3 separate regions of the Mus musculus genome follow, and all the other regions are linked to region 1. A link is a loop called in an ENCODE intact Hi-C map of the cell type or tissue named here. Cell type or tissue: left cerebral cortex. All regions are shown on one strand. Links, peaks and the distances in the headings refer to the core of each region. The heading gives the core; the rest is flanking DNA.

Region 1 (5,000 bases), core at 1-5,000:
AAATTGTCCTTCTGACTCCATAGGTACAGGCACCTAAATACACACAGACACAAATAAAAGTAAAATCTTCCTTTGAAAACCAGCCTGTGAGAGGAGCTGAGGATGCAGCTCAGTGGAAGTATGACCTCCCCACACTAGACATCATTTGAGTTTTACCAACAAAAAAAAGGTGGAGGCAGGATGATCAGAAGGTTAAAGGCTGGCCTTACAACACAATGAGTTCTAAACCAGCCTGCGATAGAAGAGAACCTTTTTAAAAGGAGATGCTGCACGTGGAGGTGCTGGTCTTTAATCCCAGCGAGTGGGGCAGGGACGCAGGTGGGTCTCGGTGAGTTTAAGGCCAAGCTGCTGTATATGGTGTAGGCTAGCCAAAGCTGCATAGTGGAGAAATTCTGTCTCAAAACACAGCAAACAAAGTGAAGAGGAATGTACTTGTCTAGCACACATGTTCATCTCTAAGACATTATAAACACTGCACAGTATCGCAAGCCTGTGATTCCAACACGCAGGAGACAGAGACAGGAGGCCTACAAGTTCAAGAACACTACAGTGTACGAAAGAACAGTTTTTGGCTTTTGGCTCTTTAAACATTGAGCCTTGATCAGAGAACTTGGTCTTGGCTAATTTATTTCTCTCACAACCTTCCCATCCGTCCCGAGCTTTCCTTTCAGGAACCCAGTAACCCAGGCTGCTGGTGGCTACAATTTTCTAATTTTTTTTTAATGTGCATTGATGTTTTGCCTGCATGCATGTCTGTGTGAGGGCATCAGATACCCTGGAACTAGAGTCACAGACAGTTGTGAGCCACCCCATGGGCACTGGGAATTGAACCCTCGTCCGCTGGAAGAGCAGACAGTGCTCTTAACCGCTGAGCTATCTCTCCAGCCCCAATTTTAATCTTTAAAATAGTAATATAGGGCTGGCAAGATGGTTGTTATAAGGGTGAAGTTTGATGCCAAACCTGACTGGCAATATGAATTCCATTAAGAATCCACATGGTTGGCGGGTGTGGTGGTGCACACCTTTAAATCCCAGCACTCAGTAGGCAGAGGCTGACAAATCTCTGTGAGTTTGAAGCCAGCCTGGTCTACAAAGCTAAGGCTATATAAAGAAACTCAAGACACAAAATTTAAAAATTAAAAAAAGAAGCAACAAAGTTGAAGAACGAACTGCATGAATGTTATCCTCTGACCTATGAATGTACACACACAATAAATGTAAAGAAAATATACGTATACATGTAGGAGCATAATGTAGACAGGCATCGTGGCAAACACCCATAATCTCAGCATGCCAAAGGCGAAGACAGAAGAATAATTTCAAATTTGGGGAACCTTGGTCTGGTCCAAGCTTGTATTGCAAGATCCTGTCCACACACACAGAGTGGGAGGGGAATGTTGGAGTTAGCTAAAACTAAGGCTGTTTTGAAGGAGTTTTGTGTGTGTGTGTGTAGCCTAGAACTCACTGTATGGACCAGGCTGACCACAAACTCAGATATCCTTTTGCCTCTGCCACCTGAGTGCTGGGATTAAAGGTATGCGACATCTCTGCCTGGCTTGAAGGGTTGTTTGTTTGTTTGTTTTGTTTTGAATAACTTTTTCTTTTGAGTCAGCCTCTCACTGTGTAACTAAAGGTCTTGATCCTAACTTGAACTCAGGATCGTCCTACCTCAGCTCTAGACTCCTGGGATTTCAGTCAAGAGCTATCACGTCCTGCTTGTTCTGGGTTTTGATGGTTCCTGGGACTCTATTTGAATTGTCTGATAATATGCTATCTGGAAGCAGATAACATTTGGGCTAGGAATGTAATGAATAAAGGAAAAGAGCTCCTGCTAAGAACATAACACGACTTTAAATCCCAGCACTCAGGAGGCAGAGGCAGGTGGATCTCTGAGTTCTGAGCCAGACTGGCCTTTAACCTAGTACTTGGGAGGCAAAGACAGGACAAAGCTCTGTGAGTCTGGACTCAGACCACAGGCTAGACCAGTTATTCAGCACTCTACCAACTGACTTAACATTCCCAACCCTGAGGTTTATAGTCTTGAGGGAACAACAACGACAAAATGGTTGAACACTGTGTCAAGTATTTGGGTTTTTTTGGTTTTGGTTTTTTTTTTTTTTTTTTTTTTTTCCTTCGAGACAGGGTTTCTCTATGTAGCCCTGGCTGTCCTGGAACTCACTCTGTAGACCAGGCTGGCCTCGAACTCAGAAATCCGCCTGCCTCTGCCTCCGGAATGCTGGGCTGGGATTAAAGGCGTGCGCCACCACTGCCCCGTTTAAGACTACACTTTCTTCTGGTGAAAGAGAGCAAACAGGTGATAAACAGATTTTGACATCACCGAGTGCGGAAAAAAAACAGACGAGCCAATACAAGGTCATGAATCAGATGAAACACTATCGATGAAGCTATATCCACGAAAACTCAGACGGCCTGCCATCTAGAATCCTCTCTAATTTTTTTCTCCCGCCATCATCTAGAGATCGATAAAACCCAGAGACGGACTGAAGCCCCCTGCTGGTTCCACCTAACACTCCTCCCGCTCCCATCGAGCCGCAAGGCTGACGTCTCACCTGCAGCAGCTGACGAAATTAAAAAGAGAATTCTCAAGTGTCTCACACTTCTTCCCGACGGACACAACCGCCCCTACTCATTTTACCTTCCCTGCCACTGATTTGAATTGGCGGGAGAATACCGTGCTCAACCCCTTTTACGGAGGCCGGAGCAGGCCAAACTTGGCTCAAAATTGAGCGCGGAAACCGCCCCGCCCTAAACTAAATTGAATTCCCGATACCGAGCATCCATTCTGGGAGGTATCCTTGGCCCCACCCACTTCGTAGGCTTCACGCCACGCCCTTCGAGAGACTAACCAATCACCGCCTCGAACCGCGTTGTTATAGAAACTCTTATCGCCACCCACTTTTTCTCCCAGCAAGCTGCGCGCCTGGCCCGGCCTCATCCCCTTTTTTTTTTTTTTTTTTTCTTGTGCCATCCGGGTCTCTCGCGCAAGAGATTCAGTCTGTGGCGAAGCTTCGAGGCGGCCAGTACTGTTGAGTGCGGGCAAGCAGAGGCGCCGCCTTAGCGGCCGGGACTCAAAAAAATAATGGCGGTAGGTACTAAGTGGAGCTCGAAGGCCAGGCTGGGTTTTTTGTTTGTTTGTTTCTTTAACACAGAGTGGGCGACCAGCTCATCAGGGCTGTTGTCCGTGCCTGTGTGTGGACAAGATGGCGCCGCGGCCGCTCGCTGCGCTCGCCATCATGGCTTCCTGCTGCAGGGAGGGGGAGGTAAGGCCGTCTGGCTGGGGGTGGGGAGCCGCAGGGAATGGCTTGGTTTTTTCTTTCCCTCTCCAGAACTTTCCTCATCATTTTCCCTGACCCAGTATTTCTCCAGAAGCCCACCGAACTGTGGGGTTTAGCTCTTTGACCCAGACTGGTGTTAGGCTTTGCGTTTCCTAAGGCTTCTGCGTTCATGCTTGGCGCTTTATCGCATTTGACCGGAAAGGAAAAAAAGACCAGAAGTATCCTCTGGGACGCATCGGGTCAAAAGGCAGGCTCCTTAAGGCGCAGTGTAGGAGGACACAGTCTTTTTATTTGTTTGTTTATTTATCTTTGAGCGATCCCTCAGTGATAGGGCTACTTCTAGTTTTGCGAACCTTATTGGTTGAAACTGGGATTCACTTAAAGAGGGGAAAAAAAAGTCTATCTAGTTCCAGTCCCTTATGTTTTAAAGCGATTTATGAGGTTTTTTTTTGGGGGGGGTTGGTTTTTTTTTGTTTTTTGGGGTTTTTATTTTTGAGGCATGGTTTCTCTGTAGCCCTGGCTGTCCTGAAACTCGCTCTGTAGGCCATGCTGCCCCCGAACTCCGAAACCTTTGAGAACCGCAGCATTGTTTAAGACCCCCTTCCTGAACCAAATGGAAGCCGTATCTAAGAGACCTGAACAGGAAGCCTGCCCTGGATATATACTATGCTCATTGCTAATGAATCATATTAGCCTGTGATAATTTGTTTCTGGTTTTCGAAAGAAAATATTCTTGTAAGCATTCTGTATTTCCTTTTACTGACAGGTTTTAACTTCATATTGCAAATAAGGCTTACTTTTCCTGATAGTTGGAGTATTTGAAATTAGAATGGTACAGGTAGTTTTTCTGCATCTCACTACCCTCTTTCTAGATGAATTTAGAATGATTTTTTTTTTTTTGACTTTTCAAAGAGTAGGCAAGCTTTTTTAAATTGTGGGATTAGTGTCTTGGGCCTCTTAGTATACTTCAAGAATGGTATTATTTGCCGGGTGTGGTGGCGTACGCCTTTAATCCCAGCACTTGGGAGGCAGAGACAGGTGAATTTCTGAGTTCGAGGCCAGCCTGGTCTACAGAGTGAGTTCCAGGACAGCCAGGGCTACACAGAGAAACCCTGTCTCGAAAAACCAAAAAAAAAAAAGAAAAAAAAAGAATGGTATTATTTTCCTTGTGTTCCATTATTTTAAGTGAGATAAATTCAGTTATTGGCTTTCTGCAGTGTCGTCCACTGTAAACGTAATCCTCCAGAGAGCTGGCCTAGTATCAAATCCTCTGCTAAAGGGATTTGTATGCTGTGCTTCAGCTGTTGTCTAGGGTTTTCACGATTTAAATGTGGAAAACGGGTGGCTTATAGACCCAGTGACTGAACATTGCAGTTTGCAGGCAGTGTTTCTATGGATTTCTACTAAACTGAAGTAAAACTGACTAATTGATATTTTGGCTCTCAGTCTCCGGGGGATGGGGAGGACGCCTATTATTTCATGGGTTTAATGATGAAGTGGGTTTTATTCTGTAGTGTGTTTTGTATGTGAAATGACTGCTCATAACCTGTGTCACACAGTGGTTCCTCTTGTTACCAGGCTTCTGAGCATGCTACAGAATAAGCGTTATTGGACTAAACCTCTTTTTCTGTAGTTTTCAGTTCTCATATTGGTTTTCAGAAAAAGGGTTCCTAGTGAGAGGCTGTAACAGGAGATTGAAAAGTT
Region 2 (6,091 bases), core at 1,092-6,091, 71 kb before region 1:
GTATGTGTATCCTGTTTCCCAGAACTTGCATTCCACCTGACTTTTGTTTTTTTAGGTAAATTTAGAGGGTAAAAAAATACAACCTGGAGACAAAACAGAAATTGATTCCAAATCCTGGAACATGCTAGATAGGAACTCTCATTACAGGGCTATGTTCTTGGAGGCATAACACACACACACACACTTAAAATATCCTTCTGCTTCTATCTCCCAGATATTTGGACTAAGGGCATGAGCCCCATGCTCAGCTAAAAACAATGCTCATCTTACTTTCTAGATAGCCTCATGTATCCTAGAACTCCTAACTAATGTAGTCACAGATGAGCCTGAATTTCTCTCCTATCCTGTGGGTCCTGGGGGTTAAAGTCAGGTCACCAGGTTTGGTGGCAGCTGCCTTTATCTGCTTAGCAAACTCACCAGCTCTGTCCTAATGTTTTAAAAAGTAACTTTACCATGGGTATGGGAGGCAGAGGCAGGAAAGTTGAAGCCATATTGAGTTACACAGCCAGGTAACGTGACTAAAGACAAGAAAAAAAAAAAAAGTCCATTTTTTAAAAATAGCTTTACTGGCCAGGTTTGGTGGGGTGCCGCCTTCATTCCCAGCATTTCGGAGACAGAGGCAAGTGGATCTTTGTATGATTGCAACACGGTCTAAACAATGAGTTCCTGGCAACCAGGGCTACACAGCAACACTCTCACCAGCCCACTGTTATATAACTCTTTAAGGTTATTTTTCTGAATACATTTTTCAGATACTTTTAAGAAGTCTTTTATTTATCCTGAAAGTCATCACTATGTTGCTTTGAATCACAGACCTCAGATCCCCAGAGGGGACAGCCACTTCAGGAATGACTCTGGGCACTGGTCCACGTGTAAGTGGGTAGCAACCCACATGCAAGCAGTTGCATCTTGAAAAGGATGACAGGCGCTGGAGACACCATAGGGCCAGAATGGACAAGTGCATATCATATCATATCATATCATATCATAGGCAGTCTCCTATGTCAGGAAGCTTGACCCCAACCTCTAGATAGCCAGGCATCTATATGGACACCACCTTCCCAGGCAGTGGTACAGACCCTCATCTGGAAGTGCTCAATCGCTGAGCCGTCTCTCCAGCCCATGCCTGGCACTCCTTTTGCTCCTTTAACACCTTGTAGGAAATCCCTGGCATTCAACCCTTTTCCTGCCTAGCACATCGTTGTCTTCCATCTTTGTATGGCAATTGATTGTGGTGAGAATTCCGGTGTCTGTTGTGTGAATGTGTTTTTGTTTTAATCCCAGGTGTGGGGGTGCAAGTGCTTCACAGCAGGTGATTATGATGTGCCTCACGCACTAGCAGGGGCGTGATCTTTGCCAGCTGCAGATGGTTGCTGTTGCTGTGGTTTGCCGAGGGGTAATGAGCAAAGAGAAACCATGGCAACATAGATTGGACTTGCCCCAAGGAACTCAACGCCCCTAATCAGCAGACGTAGTCTAAAGAGGTCTTTGCCCCATTTCCCCTCTAACCTTCCTTCCTACCTAGTGTTGGGGGTTGGAAGGTATCAGGGTGGAATGAAGGTTGGAAAGGAGGGTGAGAGGTATAAGAACATAATAAAAATAGCTCAACAAATAGCGCTGACAACCGCATGCGCATGTTCCTGTGTGTGTGTGCGCACAAAGACTTGTATGACAGCTTGGCCTGGGGTATCCGTATTCAATTGTTCTCCATCTAAGATTTTGGCACAGTACCCCTCCCTCGCTGAGCCTGGAGCATGTCATTTCCTAGGATGGCTGACTAGGAATCCCCAGGGATCCTTCTGTAACGAGCACAAGCCACCGTGCTGGGATCTGAATTAAGTCCCTTGTGCTTGCATGGAGAGGATTTTACCAAGGGAGCCATCACCCCAAACGAAGGCAGGATTTTTACACATGGAGGAGATAGGAAGTTAAATATAGGGTTATTTTTTAAAAGGGAAAGGGAGATTATTTTTATTTTAACTGTACTAGTGTTTTGCCTGCATGTGTATGTATGTGTGTGTGTGTGTGTGTGTGTGTGTATGAACCATGTACATGCGTGGTGCCCACGGAGACAGAAGAGAACACCAGCATTGTAAGAACTGAATTTTTACCATCATGAGCTCCCATATGGGTGCTGGGAACTGAGCTAAGGTCTTCTGGAAGCCTTTGGTGTTTTTGTTTTTTTTTTAAAATTATTTCTTTATTTTATGTTTATGAGTACACTGCCACTGTCTTCTGACACACCTGAAGAGGGCAACAGATCCCATTACAGATGGTTGTGAGCCACCATGTGGTTCCTGGGAATTGAACTCAGGACCAGTTCAGCGCTCTTAACCACTGAGCCATCTCTCCAGCCCTGCCTTCTGTGTTCTTAACTGCTGGAGATTCCTCTCTGGCCCCTGAAAGTGAACTATTTTTACATTTTGTTTCCTTCATGTATAGTGCAAAAACCCCCTGAGACTACAAATTACACGAGGGGGCAGGCCGTGGTGGTGCCTGCTTTTAATCCCAGCACCTGGAGGAAGAGACAGGGAGATGTTTGAGTGTAAGGCCAGCCAGCTCTACAGAGAAAGTTCCAGGACAGCCAGGGCTACACAAAGAATTCTATCTCAAAACAACCAACCAAAAAACCCTTGCACCCCTAACATCACCCAAAACTTCAAAACAAAACCCCTACAAATGACACAAGAAACCAACATCAAAGCTATGTGCACATAGTTTATTGATTCATCATATGAGACATTCAAGTTAGTTAGGTCAATATTGAATGTCTTATTTATTCCTTACAGGATAATGAAATAGAGATTGCACAATTTATAAGCTGCAATAAATAAGATTAATTAGCGGCAGACTCCAGACTTCCTCTTGTTTTGAAAACTTGTTTGTTTTACTATGATCCACCAAGAAATGTCTAAATGGGAGAAAAACAGAAGCATAACTCATGAGCGTCAGCTCCATTGTCACCATCGTTACAGTTATAGTGTGTGTGTGTGTGTGTGTGTGTGTGTGAGAGAGAGAGAGAGTGAGAGAGAGAGAGAGAGAGAGAGAGAGCGAGCGCACGGGAGCCGGAGGACAGCCTTGTGGTCAGCTCTCCCCTTCCACCCATGGCTCTTGGGAATCAAACTCACATACGCAGGCCTGGCAGCAGCTGCTCCTCCCTGCTAAGCCCTCTTCCCAGCCCCGCTTCAGTTGTAAAAGAGGAGATTGTTAGATAAGCTACAGAGCACAGGGCTCAGTCACAGGGTTAGAACACACATACACAAGCACCCAGAATGTGACAGGTACAACTAGAGAGAAACAAACTTTACTACTGGTTACAAAGTTGTCTCAAGACTATTTTGTAAAGTCAATAGTGTGTTGTCATGGTGTCAGCATGGGCATCATCAATCTCCACCTGGTGGCACTACTCAACAGTGTCCGAAAGTCCCTTTGCTGGCACCTTAGGAGATGGTGCCATCTAGAGCTGGGCTGGGTTAGAGGACTCTCGGCTTGCTAAAGGCTGTGCCTAGACAGGAGTTTCCCACCCCTGACCAGCAGCTTGGTGACATCAGTCACATTGCCTTGTCACAGGCTGAGGAGCCAGTGGCCCTGGCCTGCAGTCTTGGAAACAAGCCTTTGCTCCTTAGGATTTGTCACTACAGTGTCTGACCAACACAGTCACAGAACACAGCCAACTGCCATGAACACAGCTCATTCTTTATGGTCGGTAACTAAATACAGGTGCACTGTAGCATGCCAAGAGGCCCTGGGGTTCCAGTCACAGCTGGGCCATTAGGCAGCAAATGACTCAGGCAGGTCACTTAGCCTGTGGGCTTTAGTGACATCATGGCGGCTCTAATATCCCAGTACAGCTGATTCACTTCTCATGCTTATGGGGGTGCTGGTGTCAGCGAACCAAAGGGAACACAGAAAACTATGTGCACATAGTAGTTGATAACGACGTTGGCCGTGGTGGTGCTCGCCTTTAATCCCAGTACTCAGGAGGCGGAGGCATGAGGATCTCAGTGAGTTCTAGGCCTGCTTGGACCACATAGTGAGCTCATGACAGCCAGAGCGACATGTAAGACCAGGTCTTACATGTAAAAAGAAAACAAACCAGGGCTGGAGAGATGGCTCAGCCGTTAAGAGCACTGACTGCTCTTCTGGAGGTCCTGAGTTCAATTCCCAGCAACCAAATGGTAGCTCACAACCATCTGTAAAGGGATCCGATGCCCTCTTCTGGTGTGTCTGTAAACATCTACAGTGTATGTATGTATGTATATATATAAAAAATAAACAAATGTATCTAAATGGTCTCAGGTGGGACGTGAGGCAGTTATCAGCTGGCTTACCTGCAGGATCTCACAGGGAGCTGCATCTGCTGGCACAGGCTTCCCACAATGCTTTGAATACTCATTTATCAACGCTGATGCTTCATCTACACTGTGGAACCACAAAGAACAAGGCAGGCGTGAGGAGACTGGCCAGAGCTTCCTGTGGGGATGACTGTTGACAATGTAGACCGATGTCCAGGTACACAAGCAGAATTCTTCTCCACGTAGATATGGTCTAGTGTACGAATCAACTGTAGCTCAAACTGTCACTCCCTCACAGAGGACAACGTACTCATGGGTTTGAGGATGAACTAACAGCTAGAATCGTGGTGTGTGAAGGGGACAGGGCACCCCAGAGTGACCACCCGGACGACAGAGCCGTGGCCACTGCCTCTGACTACACGTTCCCTTCCCGTGTCGGCTGGTACTCTCCTCCTTTTTCCTTCCCATATGCAGTCGTGGCTCCAGCCCAGGCAGCTCACTGTTCCTTCCCTTGTGGGTGTGGAGAGTGAGCTAGCCAAGCTTAGCAAGAGCCACGTGTTATGTAACTCCAGCAAGCAGTGCTCCAAGCACGCGTCTAAGGAATCAAGTTGTAATTTAGGGTTCAGAGCGGGACTAGGAAGACACCTATTTTGAGGATCCAGGCAACTCCTTTAATTACTGGATGACGGATTCGTGTTCCAAGGTTCCAAGCTGCAGGAGCCTGAACTCCAGGGAATGTGTAGGAACGCTACGGCTCAATAGGCGGCTACGGCCAAACAGCTTTATAGCGGCCATCTTTCTGCAGAATCAAGATCCGTTTTAAGAAGTTCTACAGTAAACTGATCATTAACTTACCTGAAGTCATTTGCCAAATAGTTTACCAATTCAGTGACGTTGCCGGTGTTTATCACGTGGCATTTCAACAACTGAAAATACTTTGTCTTTGCCAAAATCCCAAATTCCTTCTTATTTACAACATGATTCAGAACCAGACTTCCAATCTATGGGATGACAGTTATCATCATATTAAAATATGTTTAATTGTAAGCCCTTTGCCGAAACAGGTTTCCGGCAGTCAGAAACTGAATAACTAGAGCGCTGGGACTAAGCCTCTGGGAGAAAGGGCGTAGCCTAGCAGCACACAAACAGAAACCGACGGTTGTGCACCCAGGTTCTATTTTTAATGGGGAAGAAGATTTAATTGCCGATATTTATGGGCACAATTCTCCAGTGGGCACAACAGTAAACAAGCCAGCCAGGGCACCTGTCGTTTCTATCTTCACGTGATGCTGGGGACCGGATCCAGGTTCTTGAGTACGTTAGGGGAGCGCTTTACCCCTAAGTCACATCCCCAGCCAGTGCCTGACGCTTTTGATTAAGAGTGAAAGACTATTTGGGGGATAAGAATCACCTTCTATGATCAGACAGAGCAAAAATGAAGGGGAATTGTCCTTACCTGATGTGAAAACCCTGCTAGCTGGCCAGTGTTCATATGTTCTTCTATCTGCTGTAAAATGATCCGAGCATCACAGGAATTCAGAAAATTCTAAAAAAAAAATTAAAACGTACTTTAAAAAGCGTTATAGTAATGCTGTGCTGTTAAGTCTGGGAGGCTTTTAAATTCTTTAAGATTTTTAAATTTGGGAGCTGGGCACTTGGTAGAGTGTCCGCCCAGCACGCACCGAGCCCCATGTTCTGGCTTCAGACTTAAGAAACTGAGCACAGTGAAGGGTACCTGTAGTCACAGCACTCACCAGGGGGAAGGCTGTCCTTGGCTACACAGTGAATTTGAGGCC
Region 3 (5,000 bases), core at 1-5,000, 57 kb before region 1:
TACCAACAGAGTCGCTATAGGAAAATTCCTGAAGACTCATGAGTTTGTGTGTCCCCTCCCCGAGGCTGCAGTTTCACACGGGTAGAGAGGCTGGGGGGTGAGTAGGGCCGAAGCAGGTCACACAGGGTCACGAGGTTGGTAGAGCTTCTTCCCAGGGTCGGTTTGTATAGTGGCTTGGTATCAGGAGTGCTGACTGCTCAGGGAAGTTAATCACGATGAACAAAGTGCACCTTTGAGAGCTACCTCAGGTGCATCATGTGACCTGCCGAGCAGATGCTGCGGCCGGAGTGCTAACTGGAGCGTGGTATACTGAGAGATCCCGGAGTATGGGATAACATCACCCAGAACTGTGTTGGTGAGCGTGTCATCTGAATTGTGTTTATGAAGCCAGAAGTGAGAAATGCACACGGAGAAAATGCCAAGCAGAGATGGCCATAGGTTGAGTCTCTAGAGCTTACACTTGTAGCTGAAGTGGCAAATACAAACAGCATTCTCGAACAATAATCAACAGGACGAGCCTGGAGGAGATACACGACTCTGGAGGGGAAAAAAAAAGAAAGACATTTTTTTAAACTCAGAGATAGATTCCTAATACAATGGAGCTATGTTTCTGCCCACAGTAAATGACAACATCCTAGATGTCAGCCAGGAAGATACGGGCCATTGGCACTTTTGTTTTCCCTTTCAAAGGAGGTTTAGTCTCTCTTATTCTGAAATTTTGTTTATTTGATTTATGTGTATGCATGCTTTGCCTGCTTGTGTGACTGTATACCATATGTGTGCCTGGTGCTTGCAGAGGCCAGAAGAGAACAAGCGATCCCCTGGAACTGGAGTCACAGATGGTTGTGAGCTGCCTTTACAGCTAAAGAGGATAATGTGCAGATCAAATGCTGCCTTCCAGCGTTCTCCTCTGTACCATAGCCACTCAGCCTTCCAGTATTACTGATGAAACTGACACTGACCACAGCTTACAGCACAGTGAGTGTCACACACGGGAAAACCTGTTCTCCCGGGACCCAGGAGGACCTTGTAAGTGATTCCTTTTAGATTCTAGCCCTAGGCCTGGAAGGATTAGACAAGCTGGAGGAGACAGGGCCTTCAGATGGAAAAGACAGAAGTCCTGATGTCTCAGTGCTTTGGAGATGTCTTCTGTCACTGTCTGCATTGCTTGGAAGGCTCACCACATAACTGGCTCCGTTAAGTAGGCCAGGAACTGTATATGAGCTGGTATGGTGCACCTACCCTTAGAAGTCTAAGCAAGAAGCCTGCTGTAGTGGCCTTTAATGCCTTTAATCTCAGGGCCCAGGAGGCAGGGGCAGGGGCAGGAGGGTCTCTGTCCTAGGACAGCCAGGCCTACAAAAAGAAACCCTATCTGGAGGGCTGGGAGGGAAGCCTGGCTTGGTACTGCTTGGCTGTCATCTCAGCACTGGGGAGGCTGGGGCAGAGATTCCCAAGTTTTAGATCAGTATAACTACCTATGTTGAGCCTGGAAGCATTTATGAACCCCAAGAGACCACCAAGGAGATGACTCCGATGTAGGTTCTGCCTGTCACGGACACAGTTAGACCCTTACAAAAAGCAAATAAAAGTAACAACCCCCCCCCCCTCAAACATCCACCTTTTCTAAACAGCAGTGTGAGGTGGGCCACAGGGAAGGAGGGCGGAGACTACGAAGGTAGCCAGCTCTGTTCAAAACTAGGAACAATTATTTTCTTGTTCTGGGCTTTGCAAGTCTGTCTTCACTATTTGATTTCCAGGGGAGAGGAAGCTGCGGGGCTCCCCAGGCTGCTCAGCTGCTGGTGGTCTCGGTGAGGATTAGTTAAGAGCTGGCAGCTTACCACCATGCGCTCTTCCCATGCTGGAATCAAGTACTGGTGATGGGTGGTTACCACATCCCTTCTGATTCAAGCCTAGATAGTCTTCTCAATAGAACAAGCCAAGAGCACTCAGACTCCGCACATCGAATGGCAAGCACTCAACTCCGGAGACCGGGGTCTCAGACAAAGGATTCAGTGTCTTATATCTGAGCCAGGCATTTTCTAGAATTCCAGAGCACACAGGGCCCGGGGCAAAGGTTCTGGCTGACAGAAGAGTCTCCCCTTGCCTGGCACTGCATAAGTCTGAGAACCCTCGCAGGGGTTCAAACCCACAGTCTTGGCTATGGCTCCCCTCCCTGCCCTGATTCTTCTCGGAGCCACATCACATCAGTGTCCCCATAAGGTCCCTGCTGGGTGTCAAGGCCAGTACAATGAAAGAATTCATACCTATGCAGCACTTCATCCTCTTCCAGCTCAAAGAACTCCGATGCTTTCTTCGAGAACAGAGAAGGATACAGGTTAAAAACTGAAGGTTGTGACCACACAAACTGTCATCTTAGTGTAATACATCAGACCAAAAACCCAAATACAAAACTATGTTCATGGGACTGGAGGTCTGGCTCAGTAGCTAAGAGCACTCGTTGCTCTTGCAGAAGCCTTGAGTCTGATTCCAAACACTCACATGGTGGCTCACAATCTTCTCTAACTCTAGTTCCAGGGCACCGAATACCTTTTTTTTTTTTTAACCTTAGGCAGGCATCAGGCATGCATGTGGCATATGTACATGCATGCAAGCAAAATACTCACATATACAATATAATAAAATGATTTAAAAACAAAAAGCAAACTATGTTTATGTGGACAACACATTGCAGTAAATTACTCGGTGATGTCTTCTGCTTGACAAGGGGGTCCTTTCTCACTCACTCACACAGAAATATGTTCTGAGTACCTCTGAGTACATGCATGGCCTAAGAAGACAAAACAAACATCTGGGTGCTTGTGGAGCTTACATTTGTTGGGTAAATTTTAAAAGGAACGGAGCCTGGCCTGGTGGCGCACACCTTTGATCCTAGTCCGTCTTACTATGTAGCCTTGGCCGGCTCCGGCCGTGCCTCAGCCTCCCAGGTGCCCAGGATCTCAGCATGCCAGCCAAGTGTTCTGTCACTGAGCCACCCCAGAGAGTTTAAATGAGCCATTTGTCATCGGGACTCAGAAAGCACTGTGCCAGGCTTGATGGGAGGCATAGTTCTCAGTTGCCAGGTTCTCTGAGCTGACTACTCTGAGCTTCTGTGAGCTTGGAACACAGAAATGCTCGATTTAGACACACGCTTACATTCTGTTCCCACTGAAGCAGTCACTGCTCTTGGTAGAACGGGGCTAGCGCTGGATCTCAGGCAGGGAGTGTTTGCACAGTAGAATGGACCACTGGGTTCAAACTGCAGCGTAGCACAGACCAGGTGTGGTAGCACACACCCCAGACCACTTGGGAGGTACTATATGTTCTAGGTCATCCTCAGCTACATGGTGAACAGGAGTCTAGCCTGGGGTACTCAAAAATCTATTGTCAAAACAGCAGCAGCACATTTTGGCATGAAATGGAAAATTAATATAAAATAAAAGCTACTAAGTAAAATCCAACAGGGCTGCTGGGTTGACTCCCAAGTAAAGGCACTTGCTGCCAAGTCTGAAGACCCAAGTCCACTCCCCAGAACCTACATGGTAGGAGAGAGCCAATTCCCTCAGGCAATTTGGATGTAATTAAAAAAATAAGTTAAATGCCAAGGGCTGGGGATACGATTTAGTGGTAGAGTACAGGCTTAGCATTCAATGACTACAGTATTCAGCAGGCAAATCAATCAGTCAGGACAATAAAACAAAACCAAATAAAAGCTGGCTGCCAACTACAGCTAACCTCAGCTACCTGGGCGGCTGCAGCGGAACTACGTTTGACTGGGAATTGAAACAAGTTTGGGTAGCATATTAGCACCCTAAATCGAACAAACTCACTAAATATAAGTACTTAATTTCATAGTGGTTATACCATTTTTTTACAAATACATTTCAAGAATATTATCTTCCTACATAAGAACAGAATTGTAGGCTTTACTTATTAAATTCTACCTGAAAATTCAGAGAAACTATTGAAAAATCTGGATTGAGATTGCTAGCTCCTTCCACAAATGTGAAATTCGCTATTTCTAAAAACATCAACATCATGTGGCAGAAGAACACATCACCTACACAAATCACCTACTCATCACCTATACATCACCTACTCATCACCTATACATCACCTGCTCATCACCTATACATCACCTGCTCATCATCTATACATCACCTAAAGATCACCTACTCATCACCTATATACATCACCTACTCATCACCTATACATCACCTATACAGCATGACTAAAGCCCATAACCTCTGTTAAATCACAGAAGAATATGAGCAAAGCAAAAATGACATTTTCTAAAAGCCATCAGCCCACACCCTCCAAACTGTTAATGTGCCACCATGACTAAAACGTGTTTAAAAAATCCTCAGCGGTTAACACAGAGGGGTGGGTAGATAAGATAAAGAATGATTTTGTAGAGACTTTATACTGTATTCTCAAAAGTATTTCCCCTAGTAACTACAGAAGGAAGAACTGTATCTATTAGAAGAAGGAACAACTATACCAAGATATGTATCTAAATCAATATAACCTGTAAAGATAGAACTAACTCGATAGAGTTGTCCCTTGACCTCTGTACACACACACACACCCCAAGGAAATTAATACTACCCATAAAGGTTAAACAGATTATCCTATTCTTCCAAATATCATATCCTAATATCATTTATGCAGCATGAGACTCGATTTCTATGATTATTTCGAGACAAGGTTTTGCTATGCAGAGCATGCTGGCCTCTAGCTCATAGAAGTCAGCCTGCCTTTGCCTGCTGGGTGCCGAGGTTGAAAGCATGCATGAGGATCCCTGGCTAAAAATCAGATTCTATCCTAGGAAAATATTAGGTAGACCAAAACAGAAGGACAGTTTAGAAAAAAACAACCAGCCAACACTCCCAGTATCACCGGGTATGGTCATGGGCTTGGTGGTGTACACCTTTAATCCCAGCACTCGGCAGGCAGAGGCAGGAGGATCTGTGTGACTGCAAGGCCAGCCTGTCTAAATAGTG

The links. A loop is a pair of places that touch in the nucleus more often than their neighbours do. Peaks named below come from ENCODE experiments on the same cell type or tissue, not always from the same donor. Only the 100,000 strongest peaks of a DNase experiment are listed, where the experiment ranks them.
Region 2: it touches region 1 in a loop (2.0-fold over the local background); 3 of 42 quality-filtered maps call a loop at or near these places.
Region 3: a loop joins it to region 1, with 2.2 times the contacts of the local background. A loop is called at or near these places in 2 of 42 quality-filtered maps.

The regions. Positions count from the first base shown.
Region 1 is chr5:123,747,395-123,752,394 of GRCm38, reverse strand. Rsrc2 (arginine/serine-rich coiled-coil 2) reads left to right here and starts at 2,981. Exons shown (of 10, transcript NM_001005525.2): 1 at 2,981-3,106. The coding sequence starts at 3,101. It overlaps Kntc1 (kinetochore associated 1), which reads right to left and starts at 2,669. Exons shown (of 64, transcript NM_001042421.1): 1 at 2,571-2,669. In left cerebral cortex, for the core only: a CTCF peak has its summit at 2,564; DNase peaks (open chromatin) are centred at 2,825 and 3,877; H3K4me3 peaks cover 2,612 bases; H3K27ac peaks cover 806 bases.
Region 2 is chr5:123,818,201-123,824,291 of GRCm38, reverse strand. Kntc1 (kinetochore associated 1) reads right to left here. Exons shown (of 64, transcript NM_001042421.1): 61 at 5,752-5,841; 62 at 5,151-5,296; 63 at 4,332-4,422; 64 at 2,699-2,911. The coding sequence ends at 2,891. Among named protein-coding and RNA genes, the nearest start is that of Hcar2, 44 kb to the left of the region's middle. In left cerebral cortex, for the core only: CTCF peaks have their summits at 3,423 (motif pointing right), 4,238 (motif pointing left) and 5,052; DNase peaks (open chromatin) are centred at 1,320 and 4,834; H3K4me3 peaks cover 543 bases; H3K27ac peaks cover 713 bases.
Region 3 is chr5:123,804,572-123,809,571 of GRCm38, reverse strand. Kntc1 (kinetochore associated 1) reads right to left here. Exons shown (of 64, transcript NM_001042421.1): 52 at 2,265-2,311; 53 at 459-537. Among named protein-coding and RNA genes, the nearest start is that of Kntc1, 57 kb to the right of the region's middle. In left cerebral cortex, for the core only: no CTCF peak of the experiment used is centred there; a DNase peak (open chromatin) is centred at 3,081; H3K27ac peaks cover 725 bases.